Linked DNA regions of Mus musculus: region 2 is linked to region 1. A link is a loop called in an ENCODE intact Hi-C map of the cell type or tissue named here. Cell type or tissue: left cerebral cortex. All regions are shown on one strand. Links, peaks and the distances in the headings refer to the core of each region. The heading gives the core; the rest is flanking DNA. Region 1 has its middle 8.7 kb from the start of Dnah7c. Region 2 holds the start of Dnah7b (dynein, axonemal, heavy chain 7B).

Region 1 (5,379 bases), core at 204-5,203:
TTCTCCAAGCAGTTCCCAGGAACAGAGGGTGCTTGCTAGAAGCCCAAGGTCAACTAGACAACTTTGTGAAGGGTCACATCCCACCTGAGGAGGCCAGGGGGCATCTAGGGATTAAAAGCAACCACCCAAGACAGACAGAAGCCTGAGATGGCCAGCCATTTCCCATCAATAAGCATACTTCAGTCCTTGCCTTCTGGACACATGCCCCGGTCTCAAAGGCCTATAGTTGTCATGGCAGACATCCCATTACTGTGACTTTCTGCGTTGCTTCTGCAGCCTCCCATTCATACTGCTTCCCTGGCCAACTTCTCGCTTGCAGGATCCTGCTTCTAAATCTGTCTGCAGCAAGGCACCTTGCCAAAATTCTAGAAAGAAACCCATTTAATGAAATTCGGCAAAAGCAGTGCTTTTGTGTGTGTAGGTTGTCCTGTACTCTGTCAGGCAGAAGGAATGTGGCACATGGGGCTGGGTTCCCACAGTAATTCTCTTCATTGTCTGGGATGCCACAAACTGAAACATGAAAGAAAAAAGCAATCCCTTCTCCTTGCCTTTCAGACTAAGCCCAGCTCAAGATCCTGACAGGCATCAATGGATTCCTCAAAGTGAGTTTTAGATCAGAGATGCCAAGCTACCAGGTTCGTCAAGTGACAGGGAGGCATTATTTCACTCCTGTTATCTGTCTCCCGTAGCGTTTATGTCAGCTACGTAGAGCTTCCCTTGGGTAGAGTTATCAGTATAGATTTACTAATCTATAAATGTGGAAGTGCATTTTAGGTAAGTAGAGTGGGTTCCCAGCTAACTGAGTATGAAAGGCTAAGTGGAGAACAGAAATTTGCTTCATATTTTAGTTCCCCTAGCTCTGTGTCCAGTTGGATATTTTCTGACCTGTGCTCTCTTCACAGTTTACAGTGCTGGGTTATTTTTGTTTTGTTGGTAAGATGACTTTTTTATTGAATATAGACCAAATGCTTGTTTAAGGATCATATACACCAATTCTTATGCTGATTCTAGGACAATCTTTTTTATAAGAAGACTTTTTTTTCTTTTTTTTTTTTTTCCTTTAGAATATATTGTCTTAGCACTAGCACTTAGGAGGTAGATGCTGGAGAATTAGTAGTTGAAGGGCAACTTTGGCTATGTAGATATTTGCAGTGAGCTTCTTAGGCCATATGATTTTGTCCCAAATAAGTAAACAAATAAGGGACAATGAGATGGCTTAGTAGGTAAAGGCAATTGCCACCAAGCCTGATGGCCAGAGTTCAATCCCCAGGCCGCACATGGTGGAAGGCAAGAGCCTACTCTCAAAATTGGTCCTCTGAAGTCCACACACAGACTGCACACAGGCATACACACAGTAACACAGATAAATGTAAAAACAAAGCACATTGTCTAAGCTCAAGCCACCCAAAGTCCTGGGTTTTGTGATTTTCTTCCTTAGTTTATTTCGTGACTCTCATTTTTGAAACTGTGGACATGTTGAAGGAAGTAGTATGTGTGGTGTTAATTCTTCTTTGTATCAGGCAGGCCAACTAGGAATCTGACTGGAGAAGGCAGGGAGGGAGTAACGGTGACTGGGAAGGTTGGGGGTCGGGGGAGGACAAATCAGAGATTGCTCTGGAGGAAACGCAGATGTGAGGAACCAGGCTAAGGTCAAAAGTCAGCTAGGGTTTGGCTGGCTGGCTGGCCTTTTGGTCTAAGCCACTTGGTAGATGGTGGAAGGTGAAAGAAATTAGAAATTAGGGGTTAAATATGTTTAAGTTTAAGGTGACTATTAGATAACCAAGAAAGATGTTGGGATGGAAATAAGCCAGACAGCTCTGGCTGCATTAGTAGTCAGGGTATAGATCTGAAGTTCATCCACAGATGATGCTATCAAGTAAGGTAGAGATGGGGAGTTAGGAGAAAGGCAGGGAGAGAGAGGAGGGAAGAGAGAGGAAGGGAGAGAAATTGTGTTTATACTTTGGTTCCTTAACTATCAAGTTCAGCTGGATTTACCCTGGACCTCTCTCTCTCACAGTTTGGATGGTTTGTTGTTACTGTTTCATTTTGCTGCTGAGATGGTTTTATCGTGGAGGGGAGCAGACCCTGGGGTTCCCATTTCTCTTTCAGGACACTTTTAAAAAATATCATACATTTTCCAACTTTTTAACAAAGTTATGCAAGTTCAAAGTCAAAGTCACAGCAGATAGATTAGATATGAAAGAACCCCACAAAATAAGGCTGGCAGTTCATGCATGCGGTATTTGTTCAATAAAACACTGAAATATATGTGGAACAATTCCTAGGAAAACAAACAGCAATGCTGCTTTCTTACTGCATTTTGACCTTCAACTAATCACAACCAGACAAACGAGAGTGACTGCGTTACTTTCTTTGAACACTAGAGGGAGATATATTCACTTGCAAATTGGTGAGAGAAACTTGTTTTTGTTTATTATTATTATATTATTATTATTATTATTATTATTATTATTATTATTATTATTATTATTATTATTTTATGGTGCCAATTTAAATAGTTTTATTATTCCATGTTACTTGTTTTGGGTCCCTGTGGAACAATGCTACATCCTCTTCTTGGACTGATTTAATCCACCTCTTCAATGGTGGGGCCTGAAGAAGCACCACCAGATGGGGGAGCTCCTCCACCTTGGAAGCCACCAGGCATTCCCTCAGGCATGCCACCAGCACTCTGGTACAGCTTGGTAATGATAGGGTTGCAGACTTTCTCCAGTTCTTTCTGCTGATGCTCAAATTCTTCCTTCTCTGCAGTCTGGTTCTTATCCAGCCAGCGGATGATTTCATTGCACTTGTCAATCTTCTGTTTGTCTTCATCTTTGATCTTGCCTTGAAGTTTCTCATCTTCAACAGTTGCTTTCATGTCGAAGGCATAGGACTCCAGTGAATTCTTGAAGAAAACCTTATCTCTCTGCTTCTCATCCTCAGCTTTGTACTTCTCAGCTTCTTGGAGAAGTACATGCGCTCAATTTCTTCCTTACTCAAGTGGCCTTTGTCATTGGGGATGGTGATCTTGATCTCCTTTCCTGTGGTCTTATCTACAGCAGAAACATTAAGGATGCCTTTGGCATCGATGTCAAAAGTAACCTCAATCTGAGGAACCCCACGGGGTCCTGGAGGGATGCCCGTGAGCTCAAACTTTCCAAGCAGGTTGTTGTCCTTGGTCATGGCCCTTTCACCTTCATACACCTGAGTGAGTACACCAGACTGGTTATCACAGTCGGTGGTGAATGTCTGTGTCTGCTTGGTGGGGATGGTGGTATTGCACTTGATGAGGACAGTCATGACTCCGCCAGCAGTTTCAATACCAAGGGAAAGAGGAGTGACATCCAAGAGCAGCAAATCCTTAATGTTCTCAGACTTGTCTCCAGATAGAATGAATGGCTGCCTGGACAGCTGCACCACTGGCAACAGCTTCATTGGGGTTAGTGCTCTTGTTCAGTTCTTTTCCATTGAAGAAGTCTTGCAGAAGTTTCTGAATCTTGGGGATTCTGGTAGAACCACCCACCAAAACAATATCATGGATCTGTGACTTGTTCAGTTTGGCATCTCGAAGGGCCTTCTCTACAGGGTCCAGTGTGCCACAGAACAGGTCAGCATTCAATTCCTCAAATCGAGCCTGGTAACGGAGGTATAGAAGTCAATTCCCTCATAGAGAGAATCAACCTCAATACTGGCCTGGGTGCTGGAGGAGAGGATGCACTTGGCCTGCTTGCAGGCAGTGCGAAGACAGCAGACAGCTATCTTGTTCTCTCTGATGTCTTTCTTGTGCTTTCGCTTAAACCCAGCAATGAAATGATTGACCATTCGGTTGTCAAAATCTTCTCCACCCAAGTGGGTGTCTCTAGCTGTTGATTTGACTTCAAAAATTCCATCCTCAATAGTGAGGATTGACACATCAAAAGTGCCACCTCCCAAGTCAAAAATGAGCACGTTCCTTTCAGCTCCGACCTTATCTAAGCCATAAGCAATAGCAGCAGCAGTTGGTTCATTGATGATTCGAAGTACATTGAGGCCAGCAATAGTTCCAGCATCTTTTGTTGCCTGTCGCTGGGAGTCATTGAAGTAAGTGGGCACTGTGACCACAGCATTGGTAACAGTCTTTCTGAGGTACGCTTCTGCAATTTCCCTCATCTTTGTCAGAACCATGGAGGACACTTCCTCTGGGTAGAAACATTTTGTCTCCTATTTGTATTCCACTTGGACCTTGGGTTGTTGGGAGCTATTAAGACAACACTATTCTCCTGATCTCTGAATTGGGCCTCTCCCTCCAAGAAGAAAAGGGGGTCAAAAGTGGGCCACCGACACACCATTCCGAGAACAACCACAGAATGTTCCAGCCCTAAGTCAGCGCCAGATGTCCTGACCACACCCTGATACCACTAAGTTCCTGCTTCCCCGTGTAGCTGCCAAAAGAAAAATTTCTATTGCCCCACCCCTCCCACTGATAAGTACTTCCCCTTTTGCTTGTGCAGTTCTATTGCCCCACCCCTCCTTCTGAAAGGCACTTCCCCCTTTGCTTTCGTATTTAAGCCTTGGGCCTTGCTCAATACATTGGGACCTTGATGTTACTCAGACTGCTTCCGTGTGTCATTCATTACACAAGGTTCTTGTCTCTCAACCCCCCCCCCCCCATTTGGTTCTTAGGAGAAGGTCCCCTCGAGACCCTCGAATAACTGGACCTGCTGGATGGGTCATTGGGTCTGCCTGCATCATTCACCACCATGAAGGGCCAGTGCTTCATATCAGACTGAACAATAGCATCATCAAACCTACGCCCGATCAGACGTTTGGCATCAAAAACTGTTGGTGAGGTTCATTGCAACCTGATTCTTGGCCCCGTCCCCAGTTAATCGCTCTGTGTCCATGAAAGCAACATAGCTCAGCGTGGTGCAGTTACCCTGGTCATTGGCAATAATTTCCACCTTTCCATGCTGGAAGACACCCACACAGGAGTAGGTGGTGCCAAGATCAATGCCAACTGCAGGTCCCTTAGACATGGTTGCTTGTGTGTAGGCCCGGCTGTGCTGATGATGAGACCACACGAATGCACGACAGCTGCTGCTGCTTCCGAGTTCAATGAGCGAAACTTGTTTTTAGATTGAACTTCACTTTTAACATGAAACTTTTAAAATGAACTATTTAAATTTTACCATTTTGCAGTCACCAAGAAGCACAGACATGTGTTAAGATTGAAGTAAATGACACACATGAAAAGCAAATTGACTTCTTTGTCAGATTTTTATGAATGGGTTCCATTGTATTTGGTGATTGTATTCTGTATTTTGGGGGCCATACCTTAAGTCATTTTCCTCTTGAGTAATATGAAGCAGGAAATACACAGACTGGCCAGTTATTGGT
Region 2 (5,379 bases), core at 179-5,178, 350 kb after region 1:
ATTTGGCTCTGTATGGTTAACGAGTGCTGAGCATAGCAAGGCTGCAGCAGTTTTGCCTCCCCTGCGTTTGTGAGCAGCTTCCTAGTCGCTGAGTAGTGACACTTTAGAATTCTGGAAACTTCTTCAACTGAATCTTTTAAGTGTCTGAAGTTTTTTCCTAGCATTAAAAATGAAACGAGCAACTGGAAAAGACTTACATTTCTCTTTAAATACCGAATTTAAGAGGAAAAACCCAGACAGCTATCTCTGAAAAATGCCATGTCCCTCTCAACCTTCCACTAATGAGAGGACTATGTTAACCCCCCTCAGTAAATATGGTTCTGCCACCAGCTCACTGCTTCAAATGGAGTGACGACATAAGTAAATGTCACGTGAAAATGGAATTTCTGAAAATTTAATCCATTTTATTTGTTTTAGATTAAAGTATAGAACTTTCATCTTTTCAAAAGGAAAACTGTACTCTTAAATTAGCATAGAAGGATCAAGATGAGTTTTAAAATTGCAAAATCAACCAAAGCAGTAGGAGAGAGCCCTCTGCTGCTTAAAGCAGTGCCTGGGAATTAGCAAGACTCCCCGGTGGCTTCATAATGAGCATTCTTGGTGATTCCAAGATTTCTTCTATAAACCATGGCCTGTCTGGGGGTTGTCGGGAGACCAGGGGGGTTGGGTCCCAGTATCATCTTATAAAGTGAAGCAAGCTTGACTTCCAATGACGGTTTGGTGGCTGCTTCCTAGCTAGAGCTGGATAGGTGAAAGGAATTAATAAAAATACCTTTCCAGGAAAACCACTGTACAGTTAATAAAAGAAGTATTTTAGATTTTGACAGTATAGATTGTGGTTGCATGATTGGGCCAAAGACTTACTTGGCCATCAAGCAAATGAGCAACTCGAGTATAGATGGTAACGAGCTGTGATTTTGTTAAGAATCACACGGGGAGGTCTAGTGATTGCTTGGGTGGTTTTTGTTGTGTTTTTTCCTGTTACATGTATCTGTAATTTGGGGAGATTCTTTCCTCATTTGTTCGTGTACTGGTCATTGTTAATTGTACTTAGATATATGAAACAAGACACCTGTCTCTTAGTTCTCAATTAATATGTGGATTGCAAAAAAAAAAAAAAAAAAAAAAAAAAAACTGAAAACTTTTTCCAGCATTTAGATAACTACTGCTTACTTGGTTAGCAGGCTTGCCATCCTTTGCTAGTACTCTATAACCTATATAATCTATAACTATAGCTGTAATAGGATAGATATGACATGTCTTTCCAAGGAGCTCTTGTGTCCAGGGGTGACACCAGTTGGTGATGAAAATGCTACTTTCACCCATAAATTAATGTAAGTTTGTGGGAATGGGCCATTGAGAGTAAAGCCCTGCTGAAGAATGTAGGCTATTGGGGGTGTGCTTTCAACCTGTTGCTCTTTCTCTAGCCTCTTCCCCAGTGCTCTCTGCCATGCCCTCCTCCCTGCTTTGATATAGACTTCAGTCCAGCGCCCAGAAACACCCAGAACCCAGCGACCTCTCAAGCAATGAGACAAAATAAGAATTTTCTCTCTGAGTTGCCTTGCTCTGTTTTGTCACAAAACCTAAATAGCACAAGATTGTAAACTACCCTCCCCTGTGAGGAAGTGTATTTGCCGGTGACTATGCGTGTGCGTGCGTGTGTGATAGGTCCATGTTTTGTGTAAGGGTGCCCCTGCCTCTGCACAGAAGCCAGTGAATCACTCACTGACTTACTACTTTGAGACAAGGTCTCTCACTGGACCAGATACTAAGGGGTTGGATGGGAAGTTGCAGCAATCCTCCTGTCTCTGCCCCTCACAGTGCTGGGTTACAGGCAACCTCAGTCACACTGGGCCTTGAAGTGGGTGCTGGGGATTTGAGTCTATGTCTTCATGTCTTCATATCAAGCTCTTAAGCACTAAGCCATCTCCCCAACCCCCACATCATCTTTTGCAGCCATTTTCACAACAAACTGAATTTATAAGAGAAACCACTATGGAGGGATGAAAACTCTTAAAAGCTGAGTACAATTTTCAGATTCAGAATCAACTTCATTTTATTTGGGTTGAGCTGGCATCAAAACCATTGACCATGTTTCATGCTATAGTTACTCAAGTTCAACAAATAGAGATTTTTAATTTTAGGCAGTATCTATTGTAGATTGCATCTTTTATTGCATACCACTGGACTAAGTGAGAACCGGGGTGACCTGTAATCTCAGCACTGGCGGGGGCGAGAGAGGGTGTTGCGAGTTTAAAGCCAGCCTGGCCTAAATACTGGACCCCAGGCCAGCTTGGGGTGGGAAGGCTTGGTAAATAGCAAGTCTCTGTCCCCTGGTTGGGGAGGGGAGTCCATGCCAACAGAGACGTCCCGCCCACCCTTCTCCCACCCAAACACTCCCAGTGTGCAGCTGGGGTCGCTGTGGAGCCAGTTTTGTGTCCCGTTGTTACAATAACAACCAGGTCCAGCGGTTGGGAAGGAAACTGGAGGGAAACGCTCAACGCCGGGGCGGTACTGCTCCTGTGTGCCTGGCCCCCGGGATCGACCCTGGCGGCCCAGCTCTCACCTTCTTGCTGCTCATGGCGGCAAGGACTTGCGGGCCAGGCAGGATCGGCCGGGATCGTTGCTGCGGGAGTCAGAAACAGAAGACCAGAGTTGTTCGCCGCTGGACTGCTTGCTTGGTCTCAACACTCTTCTGAGCTGAGAGCTTTAACCGCCAAGGTCGATTCGTTGCTAAGCAACAAACTGGCGGAATCCACTTCCGGTCATCTGCATCTGCGAGATTTGGAGCAGAACTTTCTGAGAGGTCGAGCAGAGTGGCTCTCTGAGGCATAGGTAGCTTCCAACCCAGCCCTCACCCTCCTTAAGGGTGGGTGGCAACTGTGCTCCTGTACCCAAGGCCTGGCCCCTTCTCTTCTTCATGGGACCGGGAAATCCCATCTTTTCCTCTTCTCCAGCAGTTAGCTTCTGCCCTCTTTATTAACACAATCAAGAAACAGTTAGGGAATCAATAGCTCCCTCTACAGAATATTGCTGGATATTGTTCACTGTTGGTTGCTAGTGCAATTTTAAAAGTGATAATTCTTCTCTATCCTAGCTAGCTCTCAAATAAATGAGAAACAGACTATAAGATTTATTAATCAAGCTGCTTTAGAGCATAGTAGCTGAGCCATTATTAATTGATTCTATTCCTTTAAACTATCTGCCTACCTCCTAGCCCAAATCCCTGAGATACTTGCAGTATGGTATTGATTTAGCTCTTTCTCTTTCTGCTCCAAGTGTGGGTTCCCATGGTGTCTTTTCCACACTCTTCTCCTGGTGACACTTTGCTTCTCTCTCTCCCCGTCCCCTGTCTGAGATCAGAAGTCCAGCCCTATTCTCTTTTCTGATTGGCTGATCAGCTTTTATTAGCAAATCAGAGACTACATGGGAAGCAATGTTTACACAATATTCAGGCAGAAGGCACATAGAATAACCATTACATGGCATGTTCAAGTTGCAACCAGATATGGGGGCAGAGAGATCAACATTTGAATAATCCAAGGATAATCTTTACACAGTGCGCAATAACATTATGCTTACAATTGGTTCTCTTCTGGCCCCTCCCAGTGCTGCTGTATCACAATGCACCACTCCAAAGCTCCATGGTATGCTCACCCCTGACGACCTGAAATCATTAGTTTACTCTCTTTCAGAAGCCTTTGATATCACTTATCACATCCCTTAAAACACCTTTTGCCTCGGTTGTCTTATTATTCTATTTTCTTTTTACCTCCTCACTTTTTCTGAGCTCTTTTTTAGGGTTCCCCCTTCTGTTCAGTTTTTAAGCTATTGGTATTTAGTATTTAGGTTGTTTTAAAAACAGATTTCCATTTGTTCTTGTTTTACATACTTTGTGAACTTTTTAATTGGAGCTTAAGGATTTGATGTTTGGGGCATGGGGTGATTCTAGTTTTCTGAGTTACCATTAGGCTGTTTTTCCTTAGTAGGGATACCAGTTTACACTGCCCTGTAGTGCAAGGTGTCTGGCTCTTCTGCATCCTTGCGAGTACTTGTTAATATTCTGAGTATAAATCTCTTATCCAGTATAACATTTGTAAAGAATTGTTTTTTTCCACATATTGCCATTTTAGTCTGATAGTTATAGTTTAGTTAGTTTAGTTAGTTAGATAGATAGATAGATAGATAGATAGATAGATAGATAGATAGATAGTTTAGTTGCACAAAGGATTTGCCTTTGAATAGGGTTGAGTTAGTTTGTCTTCTTCTGTTATTTGGGGGGTCAGATCTAATAAGTTAATGCAAAACCCAGTGCCATAGAGCCAGTGAAATAGCTCAGTGTGTAAGGACATTTGCTACCAAGTCTGCTACCCTGAGTTCAATCTTTGGAACATGCATGGTAAAAGGAGAGGAGGCTAATGCCCACAGGTTGTCCTCTGACCTCTACATGCTCCTCCCAGTAAATAAATATATGAAACCAAAAGAGGGGACTGGAGAAATGGCTCAGTGGTTAAGAACACTGTCTGCTTTCCCAGAGGTCCTGAGTTCAATTCCCAGCAAACACATGGTGGGTCACAACCATCTGTAGCAGGGTCGGATACCCTCTTCTGGCATCTGGGTACATGCAAATAGAACACTCATGTGTATAAAATAAATAAGATTTTAATAAAAAATAAAACCAAAAGAAAATCAAGTGCCATGGAACCCTTTCTCTGTTTCCATTAAAGGGTTTAATGTTTTAGTTCTTCCATGTAGGTAATACACCTACAGGAGGTAATTTTTATATGTGACATTAAGTATCTATGTCACATTTGTGCACATGGATATCTACTTTCCTCAGTATCATTTGTTGTGAAGATATTTTGAGACTCCCATCAGGGTAGAGCAAGGTTCCTAACTCACTGAGAACTCAACTATGGAGTACAGTTTACATCTTCTCAGAAGTTTTATACAATTTCTCCAATAATTCTGTAAGTGGTAGAAGTGTTAAGAGATTATGGATTAGATAAGAAAATAGTGTTTATTTGTCAGATTTAATTGACTTTTATTAAGAACTTTTATCAGCAAGTAGAGTCAATAAGTAGAGTTATAAAGTACAAGCATAATTTTTAACAAATTAGTAAAAAACCAGTTTTTACTTGAAGCAGTACAGATAGAAGAACTACTATTCATCAGTGAATATAACATTCTAAGATACACAGATAAAAACATTGGTGTCTTTGTTTCTTCTTGCTCTTCTTCTTCTTCTTCTTCTTCTTCTTCTTCTTCTTCTTCTTCTTCTTCTTCTTCTTTTGGTTTTTGAGACAGGGTTTCTCTGTGTAGCCCTGGCCGTTCTGGAACACACTTTGTAGACCAAGGTGGCCTCGAACTCAGAAATCC

The links. Hi-C counts contacts between places; a loop is a spot of excess contacts. Peaks named below come from ENCODE experiments on the same cell type or tissue, not always from the same donor. Only the 100,000 strongest peaks of a DNase experiment are listed, where the experiment ranks them.
Region 2: a loop joins it to region 1, with 10 times the contacts of the local background. A loop is called at or near these places in 16 of 42 quality-filtered maps.

Annotation. Positions count from the first base shown.
Region 1 is chr1:46,414,141-46,419,519 of GRCm38, reverse strand. It overlaps the pseudogene Gm8326. Among named protein-coding and RNA genes, the nearest start is that of Dnah7c, 8.7 kb to the left of the region's middle. In left cerebral cortex, for the core only: a CTCF peak has its summit at 2,367 (motif pointing right); DNase peaks (open chromatin) are centred at 673, 2,306 and 2,692; H3K27ac peaks cover 22 bases.
Region 2 is chr1:46,064,192-46,069,570 of GRCm38, reverse strand. It overlaps Dnah7b (dynein, axonemal, heavy chain 7B), which reads right to left and starts at 2,718. Exons shown (of 65, transcript NM_001368717.1): 1 at 2,567-2,718. The coding sequence starts at 2,581. In left cerebral cortex, for the core only: CTCF peaks have their summits at 566 (motif pointing left), 2,414 and 3,017; DNase peaks (open chromatin) are centred at 576, 2,489, 2,783 and 2,925; H3K4me3 peaks cover 867 bases.